Linked DNA regions of Homo sapiens: all the other regions are linked to region 1. A link is a contact called in ENCODE Hi-C or POLR2A ChIA-PET data. All regions are on one chromosome and are shown on one strand. The core of a region is the stretch at or near the end of the contact, and the rest is flanking DNA. Distances in the headings are between cores, read along the strand shown. Region 1 holds the start of CCDC43 (coiled-coil domain containing 43). Region 2 holds the start of NAGS (N-acetylglutamate synthase). Region 3 holds the start of HROB (homologous recombination factor with OB-fold).

Region 1 (3,561 bases), core at 421-2,920:
AAAAAAATGAGATATGAATATGTACATTTATATCTATATATATTTATACTAATTTTTTTTTCTTTGAGACAGGGTCACTCTGTCACCCAAGCTGGAGTGCAGTGGCACAATCACGGCTCACTGCAGCCACAGCCTCCTAGGCTCAAGTGATCCTCCCACTTCAGACTTCTGAGTAGCTGGGACTACAGGTATGCGCCACCATACCTGGCTAATTTTTTAAATTTTTTTGTAGAGACAGGGTCTTGCTATGTTGCCCAGTGTGGTGTGGAACTCTTGGCCTCAAGCAATCCTCCCACCTCAGCCTCCCAAAGTGGTGAGATTACAAACATGAGCCACTGTGCCCCACCTCATGGTACATTTTGATTCTATTACTAGCCTTTCAAAATTGGTTTTGAGAATAACAAAGAACCCATTTTTCTAACCTGTCCATTGTAATAAATGCCAGAGGATAAAGCCTTTGATGGACAGACAGGTGGCTCTCACAGTAGCAATCAGGTATCCAGGATCTCCTCTAATCCATGAATGCAGAGACAACTCTAGCTTCTACAGCATTTAGTGATGATTCAAGTAAATTTTATTTTTAAGCTTGTATTTAAAAGGAAACAATTTGTTAGACAGCCACAGGTAGCACCTACAACCAATTTAATCTGTAATAACCAGTCTAATAAGTGTGTATGTTGGAGGTGTGGGAAGTGAAGATGAAGGCAGCAGAAATGATCAGGTTGAAAAAGTGGACATCTGGGTGACTTACTATGTAAACATAGCTTAAAGTACACATTTCTGAATACCTTGCTTCTAACAGGCTAAGGACTAAGTTTCTCTCTCTTCGTTAAAGCTCTGATCTCTCTCATACCCTCCTTCCCACCACCAATGATTACTGTAAATACTGTAATGGATCAAGCACGACGTTTGCTTCAGTTCTGCGTGGGCATGAAAAGACTTCTACCACCAGCTTACCTTTTATGGACTCCTACATCCATATAAGAATCAAAAGGGCACTTCCTGCAGGCTTCTGTCATGGGACAGCCCTGGGAACTGCCTTGTAATAGGCACAGACCTCCCAAGAGCATTTTAATACCCCCAGTGAACACTGTAAACGGATGGAAATGGAATTGGTCGTCAGATATTTATGATAACATTCCCATTCTGACATTTCAATGCCTTCGGAAGAACCCTCCTCGGCTCACTCACAAGCATCGGAGAGGGCCTTGTCCCCAAGAATACGAGAAAGCCCTTCCTCTCTGTGTACCTGCAGCTTTCAGGCTTCCCACACCTGGTTGGGGAGCAACCTCCTTCCCCCGCCGCCCAGATATCAGAGGAGTATACCTCTCCCAGGTGAGACCACTGAGCCTCTGGGATACCCGGTAGGGGAGGGAGGGTGCAAAGTACTGACAGGTCCTCAGATGCTGGCCAGAGGCTGAAGGAATGTGTCCAGGCTACTCACCAGGAAAGCAGAGAGGATCCCCTGCAGAGCGTCCAGCTTCTCTTCTTCCTCCTCCTCCTGCAGGATACCCAAGATGTAGGCTCCATAAACGGCTCGGTCCACTCCCAGTGCCTCCAACCGTCCGTCCAGCCAGGAGCCAAAGCCGCCGCCTCCGCCATCGCCTTCGCCAGGGGCTATCGCGGCCACTTCGCTGGGCGCCGCCATCTTGGGGTCAGGGTCCTGCAAGCCCCTAGGGCGCCTACCGCAGTGCCTGACGGGCCGCGCCGCAGGTCCACCGCGCATGCCTGAAGAGGAAGCCCAGGCCCGTAAGTGCAAAGAGCGCAGCCGTGTCGGCCGGCTTGAGAGTTTTGTGCTTTCTAGATGAAGCGCGTCTTCGCATACGTGCGGTCGCGTGATCTCACAAGATGCTTGGCATGTGAGTATTCTTAACAGACTCATTCTACAGTTCGGGAAGTTGAGAGAGGTGCAGTAATTTGGCCAAAGTCACGCGGCTAATAACTACCCAGGACTGGAGCTCAGCGTGGATGCCATCGCTTCCTCCACCCGACCGAGCTGCCTTCCCCGCGCTTTCGGGGGATGCTGGCCGCCCACTCCCACACAGCTGTCTGGCAAGAACCTCCTGACAGCCTGGAATACCCTCGTCGTCGCTACCGACGGCTACCACCTTCACCTGTACAAGCCCTTCCCTGTCAAAGTAAAGGTTGCAGAAAACCTTCCCTGATTCCATGGTAGGCACTCAGTAAATAAACAGGCAACCTCAAGTTATTTCTTCCACTCATTGATTCAACGCGTGCACGGGACTATTCTTTGAGAAGCGTACCCCACCCTCTGCTAGGCACTGTGCCAAAAGCTTTTCATGCATTATCTCTTGTAATCCTCCCTACAGCCCTGTGGGGAGATGCTTTTATTGTCCACATTTTAAAGATAAGGAGACAGGCCGGGCGCCATGTCTCACGCCTGTAATCCCAACAGTTTGGGAAGCCGAGGCGGGTGGATCACCTGAGGTCAGGAGTTCGAGACCAGCCTGGCCGACATGGTGAAACCCCGTCTCTAGTAAAAATACAAAAATAAGGCCGGGCACGGTGGCTCACTCCCGTAATCCCAGCACTTTGGAAGGCCAAAGTGGGCAGCTCACCTGAGGTCTGGAGTTCGAGACTAGCCTGACCAAAATGGAGAACCCCCGTCTCTACTAAAAATACAAAATTAGCCGGGCGTGGTGGGACATGCCTGTAATCCCAGCTACGTGGGAGGCTGAGGCAGGAGAATCGCTTGAACCCAGGAGGCGGAGGTTGCGGTGAGCAGAGATCGTGCCATTGCACTCCAGCCTGGGCAACAAGAGCGAAATTCCGTCTCAAAACAAACAACAACAACAACAAAAGCCAGGTGTGGTGGCGCGGGCCTGTAATCCCAGCTACTCAGAATCGCTGGAACCCGGAAGGCGGAGGTTGCAGTGAGCCAAGATCGCGCCGCTGCACTCCAGCCTGAGCGACAGTGAGACTCCATCTCAAAAACAAACAAACAAACGAACAAACAAAATCACTAAAGATAAGGAGACAGATATGGAGAGAGTCACACAACTAGAGGGCGCCTAACCAGTGGCAAGAACTCTTCTTTGGCAGAGTTATGAGAGCTTCAGCTGACGTCAAAACACCTGGCTCTGGGCTGGAATGAATTACCCAAGAATTTGGTTGGCTTTAGCTGAAGTGCAGAGGAAGCTGGCAAGGTCCTGGCTAACTCCTTCCTCAAATATGTACTGAGTACCTTCAGTATGGCATTGTTGCTGGCACTGAAAACACAAAAATGAATGTCACAAAATATATGTCCTCAGGGGTTTTTAATCCATTAGGAACAGACATGTTTAAACAAATGATGACAATATAGTGATATAAATGTTTTAATGGAGCTTTATCTAGCGGAGATTGCAGTAGGATGCCTAGAAGATTGAGTTAACTTTACCTGTTGGAGTGGAGTTGGAAGCAGGTGGGGAGAGGTTCATAGGAAATCCAGGAAGGCTTCCCAGTGGAGATGATGCTTGAACTTTCTTGAAGAATGGTAGGAGTTCTTTACATAAAGGGACTGGAGGGAAAAAGGGGGTAGATCCAGATGCAGGGGAACTG
Region 2 (3,561 bases), core at 790-3,289, 690 kb before region 1:
AGTATGAAGTAACATTGAATCATATCCTGTGAATGTTTTCAAGCCTTTCAACTCCTTTCCAAAACTTGCTTAACAGCATGGATCTGGAGCAGAACTGCTTCCTAGACCAGCTCCACGGCTTGTGAGCTGAGTGACCCTGATCCTCACATATTTCTGTACCTCCATTTTCTCATCTGTAAAATGGGAATAATGATAATAGCTATCCTGGAGTCACTGAGAGGATTAAATGAATGACTATTTGTGAAGTCCTTTGCATAGTGCCTAGCATTCGACATGTGTTAGCTATTCCTCTACCACACAGAAGGCTTTGCTTGGTGCTAGGGTATCTTTAACACATGGCACCTGCTAACCTTCCATGTTACCAAGAAAGCAGGCAAGCTATGCAGATGGAATATAATGGAATGTAATAACATTGTTTTCCTCTCACTTGATTCTTTTTTAATTTTGATTTTAATTTTAATTTTAATTTTTTTGAGACAGGGTCTCATTCTGTCGCCCAGACGGGAGTGCAGTGGCACAGTCTCAGTTCACCGCAATCTCCTCCTCCCAGGCTCAAGTGATTCTCTGGCCTCCTGAGTAGCTGGGATTACAGAAACATGCCACTACTGCCTGGCTAATTTTTGTATTTTTAGTAGAGATGGGGTTTCACCATGTTGGCCAGGCTGGTCTTGAACTTCTGACCTCAAATGACCCACCCGCCTCCTCACTTGATTCTTAAGGCTTATGGCAAGTGATACTGGCCTAGTTACAGACCTAACATGGATAAACTTTAAGTTTAAAAAGGTTAAAGAGGGCCGGGCGTGGTGGCTCACGCCTGTAATCCCAGCACTTTGGGAGGCTGAGGCAGGTGGATCACGAGGTCAGGAGTTTGAGACAATCCTGGCCAACATGGTGAAACCCTGTCTCTACTAAAAATACAAAGATTAGCCGGGTGTGATGGTGTCTGCCTGTAATCCCTGCTACTCAGGAGGCTGAGGCAGGAGAATCGCTTGAACCCAGAAGGCGGGGATTACAGTGAGCCGAGATCGCAACACTGCACTCCAGCCTGGGCAATAGGGTGGGACTCCATCTCAAACAAACAAACAAACAAAAAAAAAAAAAAAAAAAAGGGTTACAGAGGTCGAGTGAAGTAGCTCACACCTGTAATCCCAGCACCTTGGGAGGCAGAAGTGGGAGGACTGCTTGAGCTCAGGAGTTCACGAACAGTCTGGGCAACATGGTGAACACCCGTCTTCAAAAAAAATAATTTTTTTTTAAATCAGCTGGGCATGGTGGTGTGCATTTGTGGTCCCAGCTACTAGGGAGACTGAGGCAGGAGGATCATTTGAACCTGGGAGGTGGAGGCTGCAGTGAGCTATGATTGCACCACTGTACTGCAGCCTGGGCAACAACAGAGTGAGACCCTATCTCAAAAACCAAAATAAAAAACTCTATTTTATTTTATTTTTACCAGATGTGATATTCGATAAAGAAAAGCATTAACACTAAAGTATTATAAGTTTTGAGGGGTGTTTTGAGGATATCACAGAATTCCTCAAGCTGGTACCCAGTGACTGGAGTTTGGCAAACCCTGGTAACCTCATGGTCATTCATTAGGATCTTTTTTGAGCTCAGGCAACAGGACAGACAAGGCCAGCACCACCCGCCCCCGCCCTCCCACTGCCCCCCTTCTTCTACTCTTTCCAGCGCCCTCCTTCCAGCCCCCTGCCCAGCCCTGTGCTCAAAGCCACCTACAGTCCCTTCTTCTCTGGTCAGAATGCCAATCATCCAAGGCCCTGCAGACTCCCAAAGCCGCCCCTGGAACCTACCTTGGCAGCAGATTAAAGACAACCCGCCACATTTAGTCTCGGCCCCATGACCGATAGTGGGTTCAGTTCCTCCAGGGGCGGGGGAGCCTAGTGGCCCCGCCCCCTGACTCATGGCCTGACCCTCCTCAAACGCACCCAGAGGAGACTCCTGGTCCCCTGTCCGGACCCCGCCCCGACCAGGTCCAGCCCCGCCCAACGGCAAGTTAAGAGCCCCCCAGTGCCAGACGCTCCAGACAGACTGCCACTCTTGGGGGGCAAGAGTTGGTTGTCGTCATGGCGACGGCGCTGATGGCTGTGGTTCTGCGGGCAGCTGCTGTAGCCCCGAGGCTGAGAGGCCGGGGAGGCACTGGGGGCGCCCGAAGGCTGAGCTGTGGCGCGCGGCGGCGGGCGGCGAGGGGCACCAGCCCGGGGCGCCGGCTCAGCACCGCCTGGTCGCAGCCCCAGCCCCCGCCCGAGGAGTACGCGGGCGCGGACGACGTCTCCCAGTCGCCCGTCGCCGAGGAGCCGTCGTGGGTGCCGAGTCCCAGGCCCCCGGTGCCCCACGAGTCCCCAGAGCCTCCTTCGGGCCGCTCGCTGGTGCAGCGGGACATCCAGGCCTTCCTGAACCAGTGCGGGGCCAGCCCTGGGGAGGCGCGCCACTGGCTCACGCAGTTCCAGACCTGCCATCACTCCGCGGACAAGCCCTTCGCCGTCATCGAGGTGAGCGGAGCCCGGCGTGGGCCGTGACGCAGCGAGGGGATGGGGTTGTGCGGCCACCTGTCCTCAGGCATGGCAGGATACGCTGCGGGCTCTGCGCAGCGGAAGCGGGAAGGAGCCCGGCAGGGCCCAGACCAGCGCCGCCGGGAATGGGAGAGGCCGTAAGCTCCTCCGGAAGCCTCCCGCCCAGCCCGAGTGAGGATCCTGGGGGACCCCACCCGCCAGGTGTGATGCTCTGAAGAAGGCCCCCAACATGGGCGCAGTTAGGGGTTCAGAAGGACCTGGACAGGAGCCGCTTGCACTGCCCCTCCCCCAAAGATGTCCCGGAGTCCAAGGTCGGAGGGAGGAGGGCGGGAGGTACCCCAGCGTGAGACAAGGGAGTGGCAAGACCCAACGGGGCAAAGGGCGGAGCAGGTGGGCACTGGTGGCCAGAACTGGGTCCTGACAGCTTCTGGAAGGGTAGGGTCACCGAGACGGCCCTGCAGGCCAGGCTGTGGGAGCCAGCGGCTCAGGTCCGTGTCACGCTCCTTGAAAGCCCACTCCTCCGCAGGTGGACGAGGAGGTGCTCAAGTGCCAGCAGGGCGTATCCAGTCTGGCCTTTGCCCTGGCCTTCTTGCAGCGCATGGACATGAAGCCGCTGGTGGTCCTGGGGCTGCCGGCCCCTACGGCTCCCTCGGGCTGTCTTTCCTTCTGGGAGGCCAAGGCGCAGCTGGCCAAGAGCTGCAAGGTGCTGGTAGACGCGCTTCGACACAACGCCGCCGCTGCTGTGCCATTTTTTGGCGGCGGGTCTGTGCTACGCGCTGCCGAGCCGGCTCCCCATGCCAGGTGAGTGCCCGCCCTGCCCGCCCAGGCGTCCTCAGAGCGTGCTACTCTGCCCGCCCTGCCCCGTCCGGCAGGCCTGGAGGGGGCCCTCTCGAGCACCACGTCTGGCCCACAGCTACGGCGGCATCGTCTCGGTGGAGACAGACCTGCTGCAGTGGTGCCTGGAGTCGGGCAGCATCCCCATCCTGTGCCCCATCGGGGAGACGGCCGCGCGCCGCTCCGTGCTTCTCGACTC
Region 3 (3,561 bases), core at 327-2,826, 550 kb before region 1:
TGAGATTACAGGCAAGAGCCACCGCGGAAGTGAGCATTGAGTTGCCCAGCCATTCGCACTCCCTCCTGACAAATGGCATCAAGTCATTCAACAAACACTTGTTCAGCCTGGGCAACATAGGGAGCCTTCATCTCTACAACAAATAAACATAAAAAAATTAGCTGGGCTTAGGCCAGGCACAGTGGCTCACGTTTATAATCCCAGCACTTCGGGAGGCCAATGCGGGTGGATCACGAGGTCAGGTGTTCAAGACCAGCCTGGGCAACATAGTGAAACCCTGTCTCTACTAAAAATACAAAAAGTTAGCTGGGCGTGGCTGGGCGCAGTGGTTCACGTCTGTAATCCCAGCACTTTGGGAGGCAGAGGCGGGCAGATTACCTGAGGTCAGGAGTTCGAGACCATCCTGGCCAACATGGTGAAACCCTGTCTCTACTAAAAATACAAAAAATTAGCTGGGCGTGGCTGGGCGCAGTGGCTCACGTCTGTAATCCCAGCACTTTGGGAGGCAGAGGCGGGCAGATTACCTGAGGTCAGGAGTTCGAGACCAGCCTGGCCAACATGGTGAAACCCTGTCTCTACTAAAAATACAAAAATTAGCCAGGCATGATGGCACATGCCTGTTATCCCAGCTACTCGGGAGGCTGAGGCAGGAGAATTGCTTGAGCCTAGGAGGAAGAGGTTGCAGTGAGCCGAGATCATGCCACTGCACTGCAGCCTGTCCTGCAGAGCGAGACTGTCTCAAAAAAAAAAAAAAAAAAAAAAAATTAGCCGGGCGTGGTGGCGGGCACTTGTAATCCCAGCTACTTGGTAGGCTGAAGCAGGAGAATCGCTTGAACCTGAGAGGCAGAGGTTGCAGTGAGCCAAGATCGTGCCACTGCACTCCAGCCTGGGCAACAATGTGAGACTCCGTGTCAAAAAAAAAAAAAGTTAACTGGGTTTGGTGGTGTGTGCCTGTGATCCCAGCTACTCAGGAGGCTGAGGTGGGAGGACTGCTTGGGCCCAAGAGGTGGAGGATGCAGTGAGCCATGACTGTGCCGCTGCACTCCGGGCTGGGTAAGGGAGTAAAGTAAGTCTCAAAACAAAAACAAACTCATTTTCTGAGTGTCTTCAATGTGCCACATGCTGGTTCACAAAGGTGAAAAGCCACAGTCTTGCTCTGAAGCAGTATTAAGTCAAGCAGGGAGGCCGGGCGCCATGGCTTACGCCTGTAATCCCAGCTACTTCGAAGGCTGAGGCAGGAGAATCGCTTGAACCCGGGAGGCGGAGGTTGCAGTGAGCCGAGATCGCGCCACTGCACTCCAGCCTGGGCGACAGAGCGAGATTCGGTTTAAAAAAGAAAAAAAAAAAAGAACGGAAAAGAAAGGGGCGGGGGCAGGATTAGGCATCGTGGGGCCAAGATGCTTGATCTCACCTGAACCAGTGCTGAACCAGCCGACTGGGAAGAGGAGCCGCTTGGGGGCGACCGAGAGCCCATCCGTTTCCCCTTTAAGACCAGAGCGGAAGACTACAGTGAGAAGGCCCTTTGTGTCGGCGGGAAAGAAATATGCCTGCCCCTTTAAGAAGGCGGAGACGCCCCAGTGGCGGCGTCTTCGAATGCGGCCTAAGGCGCCTGCCGCCAGTCTCCTGGCGACTTTCCCTATATCGCAGAGACTCATCCCTCTGACCCCAGCCCGGAAGCACTGTCCCTCGGAGTCCGAGACTTCCACCTGGGTCGTGTCCAAGGCCCCGGCGACTCCCCGGACTCGGGGTGCCGGGCCAACCTCCCCGCCGAGGCCCACCCGCCGTCGCTATGGTAATGCCGCGCCCAGCTTGGGGGCTGGCGGGCCGCAGGGCCCCCTGGCCTCCGGAACTGCTCATGGGGTTCCAGCCCCTCGCCCGCGCAAGTTGCAGGACCGGGGTCTGGGTGGGGGTTCGGCGGAGTCGGGAGACCTGGGCTGTCGTCAGGGCTTGTCATGGACGCGCCGGAGACCCTGAGAAAGCATTCTCCTCCCCCGGGCCTCAGTTTCCCTCCTGTTGCCTTCCTACCCTCCTGGGAAACCCCCCTTTCCAGTGCGCTCAGACGTCACTACCGCTTGGGTCCATCCCTTTCCCCTCCCCGCCCCACACTTTCTACTTTTTTTTTTTTTTTTTTTGGACGAAGTCTCGTTCTGTCGCCCAGGCTGGAGTGCAGTGGCGTGATCTCTGCTCACTGCAACCGTCGTCTCCCGCCCACCCCTTTCACTCTGACCCTTAGAGTCTTGGGAACTGTATCGCCAGCTGTAGCTCCTGCGGCTCTGGCATCTGGGGTTAGGCACCACCTCTGATCTGGGTTTGACACTCATCAGGAACTGGCTACAGCAGCCCTGCTGGCTAGAAAGAAGGAACCGTGGACTGGGGCATCCTACTCTCCTGGGACCCTAGTTTTTGGGCCTTGGATTAGGTAGGGAAACTACTGGCTTCATTTGCAGAAACAATGCCACTGTGCAGACATGTTTGGATTTATGGTAGTTTCTCTTATGTTTGACATAAGATTGGTCAGGCGAAACCTTTGGGATATTGCAAAATCCTTAGGCCCAAGCCAGGGGCCGTGGCTGACACCTGTTTTTGTTTGTTTGTTTTTTTGAGACAGAGTCTCACTCTGTGGCCCAGGCTGAAGTGCAGTGGTGCGATCTCCGCTCACTGCAACCTCCACTTCCCAGGTTCAAGCAATTCTCCTGCCTTAGACTCCCAACAAGCTGGGATTACAGGCGGGCACCACCACCCCAGCTAACTTATTTCTATTTTTAGTAGAGACGAGGTTTCACTTTGTTGGCCAGGCTGTTCTTGAACTCCTGGCCTCAGGTGGTCCACCCGCCTTGGCGTCACAAAGTGCTGGGATTACAGGAGTGAGCCACCATGCCCAGCCTGTGGCTGACACCTATAATCCCAGCACTTTGGAGGCCACAGTGGGAGGATCACTTGAGCCCAGGAGTTCAAGACTGGCCTGGGCAATGTAGTGAGGCCCCGTATCTATAAAAATTTAAAAATTAGCCTGGGCGCAGTGGCTCACGCCTGTAATCCCAGCACTTTGGGAGGCTGAGGTGGGCAGATCACAAGGTCAGGAGTTCAAGACCAGCCTGGCTAACATGGTGAAACCCTGTCTCAACTAAAAATACAAAAAAAAATAGCCAGGCATTGTGGCTTGGCCTGTAATCCCAGCTACTTGGGAGGCTAAGGCAGGAGAATTGCTTGAACCTGGAAGGTGGAGGTTGCAGTGAGCCAAAATCGTGCCGCTGGACTTCAGCCTGGGCAACAGAGCAAGACTCCGTCTCAGGAAGAAAAAAAAAAAAAGAAAATTAGCTGAGCACGGTGGTGCACACCTGTAGTCCCAGTTACTCAGGAGGTTGAGGTGGGAGGGTCACTTGAGCCTAGGAGATTGAGGCTGCAGTGAGCTATGATCTTGCCACTGCACTCCAGTCTGGGCAATAGGGCAAGACCCTGTCTCAAAACAAAAGACAAAAACAAAATGTTTACGCCCATGTGCACAGTCCTGGAGAACTGCCCTTGCTCCCCTAGGCAGCCTTCCCTTTGCCCCCTTTCTTC

What was found. Hi-C counts contacts between places; a loop is a spot of excess contacts on that map. ChIA-PET counts read pairs that join two places held with the same protein, here RNA polymerase II (POLR2A). Pooled maps may share reads with other maps.
Region 2: a loop to region 1 is called in a pooled map, with 4 times the contacts of the local background. The contact joins the promoter of NAGS here to the promoter of CCDC43 in region 1. A Hi-C loop is called at or near these places in 5 of 50 pooled maps. POLR2A ChIA-PET finds 5 or more read pairs at or near these places in 2 of 52 experiments (B cell and activated CD4-positive, alpha-beta T cell).
Region 3: a loop to region 1 is called in a pooled map, with 5 times the contacts of the local background. The contact joins the promoter of HROB here to the promoter of CCDC43 in region 1. A Hi-C loop is called at or near these places in 2 of 50 pooled maps. POLR2A ChIA-PET finds 5 or more read pairs at or near these places in 2 of 52 experiments (OCI-LY7 and naive thymus-derived CD4-positive, alpha-beta T cell).

Annotation. Positions count from the first base shown.
Region 1 is chr17:44,688,106-44,691,666 of GRCh38, forward strand. CCDC43 (coiled-coil domain containing 43) reads right to left here and starts at 1,671. Exons shown (of 5, transcript NM_144609.3): 1 at 1,445-1,671. The coding sequence starts at 1,648. LOC105371792 (a long non-coding RNA gene) reads left to right here. Exons shown (of 4, transcript XR_007065769.1): 3 at 73-188; 4 at 836-908. It overlaps LOC124904010 (a long non-coding RNA gene), which reads left to right and starts at 1,676. Exons shown (of 2, transcript XR_007065770.1): 1 at 1,676-1,749; 2 at 1,890-2,205. RefSeq lists enhancers at 1,404-1,993, 1,662-1,801.
Region 2 is chr17:44,002,583-44,006,143 of GRCh38, forward strand. It overlaps NAGS (N-acetylglutamate synthase), which reads left to right and starts at 2,040. Exons shown (of 7, transcript NM_153006.3): 1 at 2,040-2,507; 2 at 3,055-3,329; 3 at 3,442-3,561. The coding sequence starts at 2,082. It also overlaps a transcript of PYY not described here. RefSeq lists an enhancer at 2,963-3,561.
Region 3 is chr17:44,140,354-44,143,914 of GRCh38, forward strand. It overlaps HROB (homologous recombination factor with OB-fold), which reads left to right and starts at 1,577. Exons shown (of 10, transcript NM_001171251.3): 1 at 1,577-1,792. The coding sequence starts at 1,790. RefSeq lists an enhancer at 1,332-1,501 and silencers at 1,802-1,861, 2,108-2,402.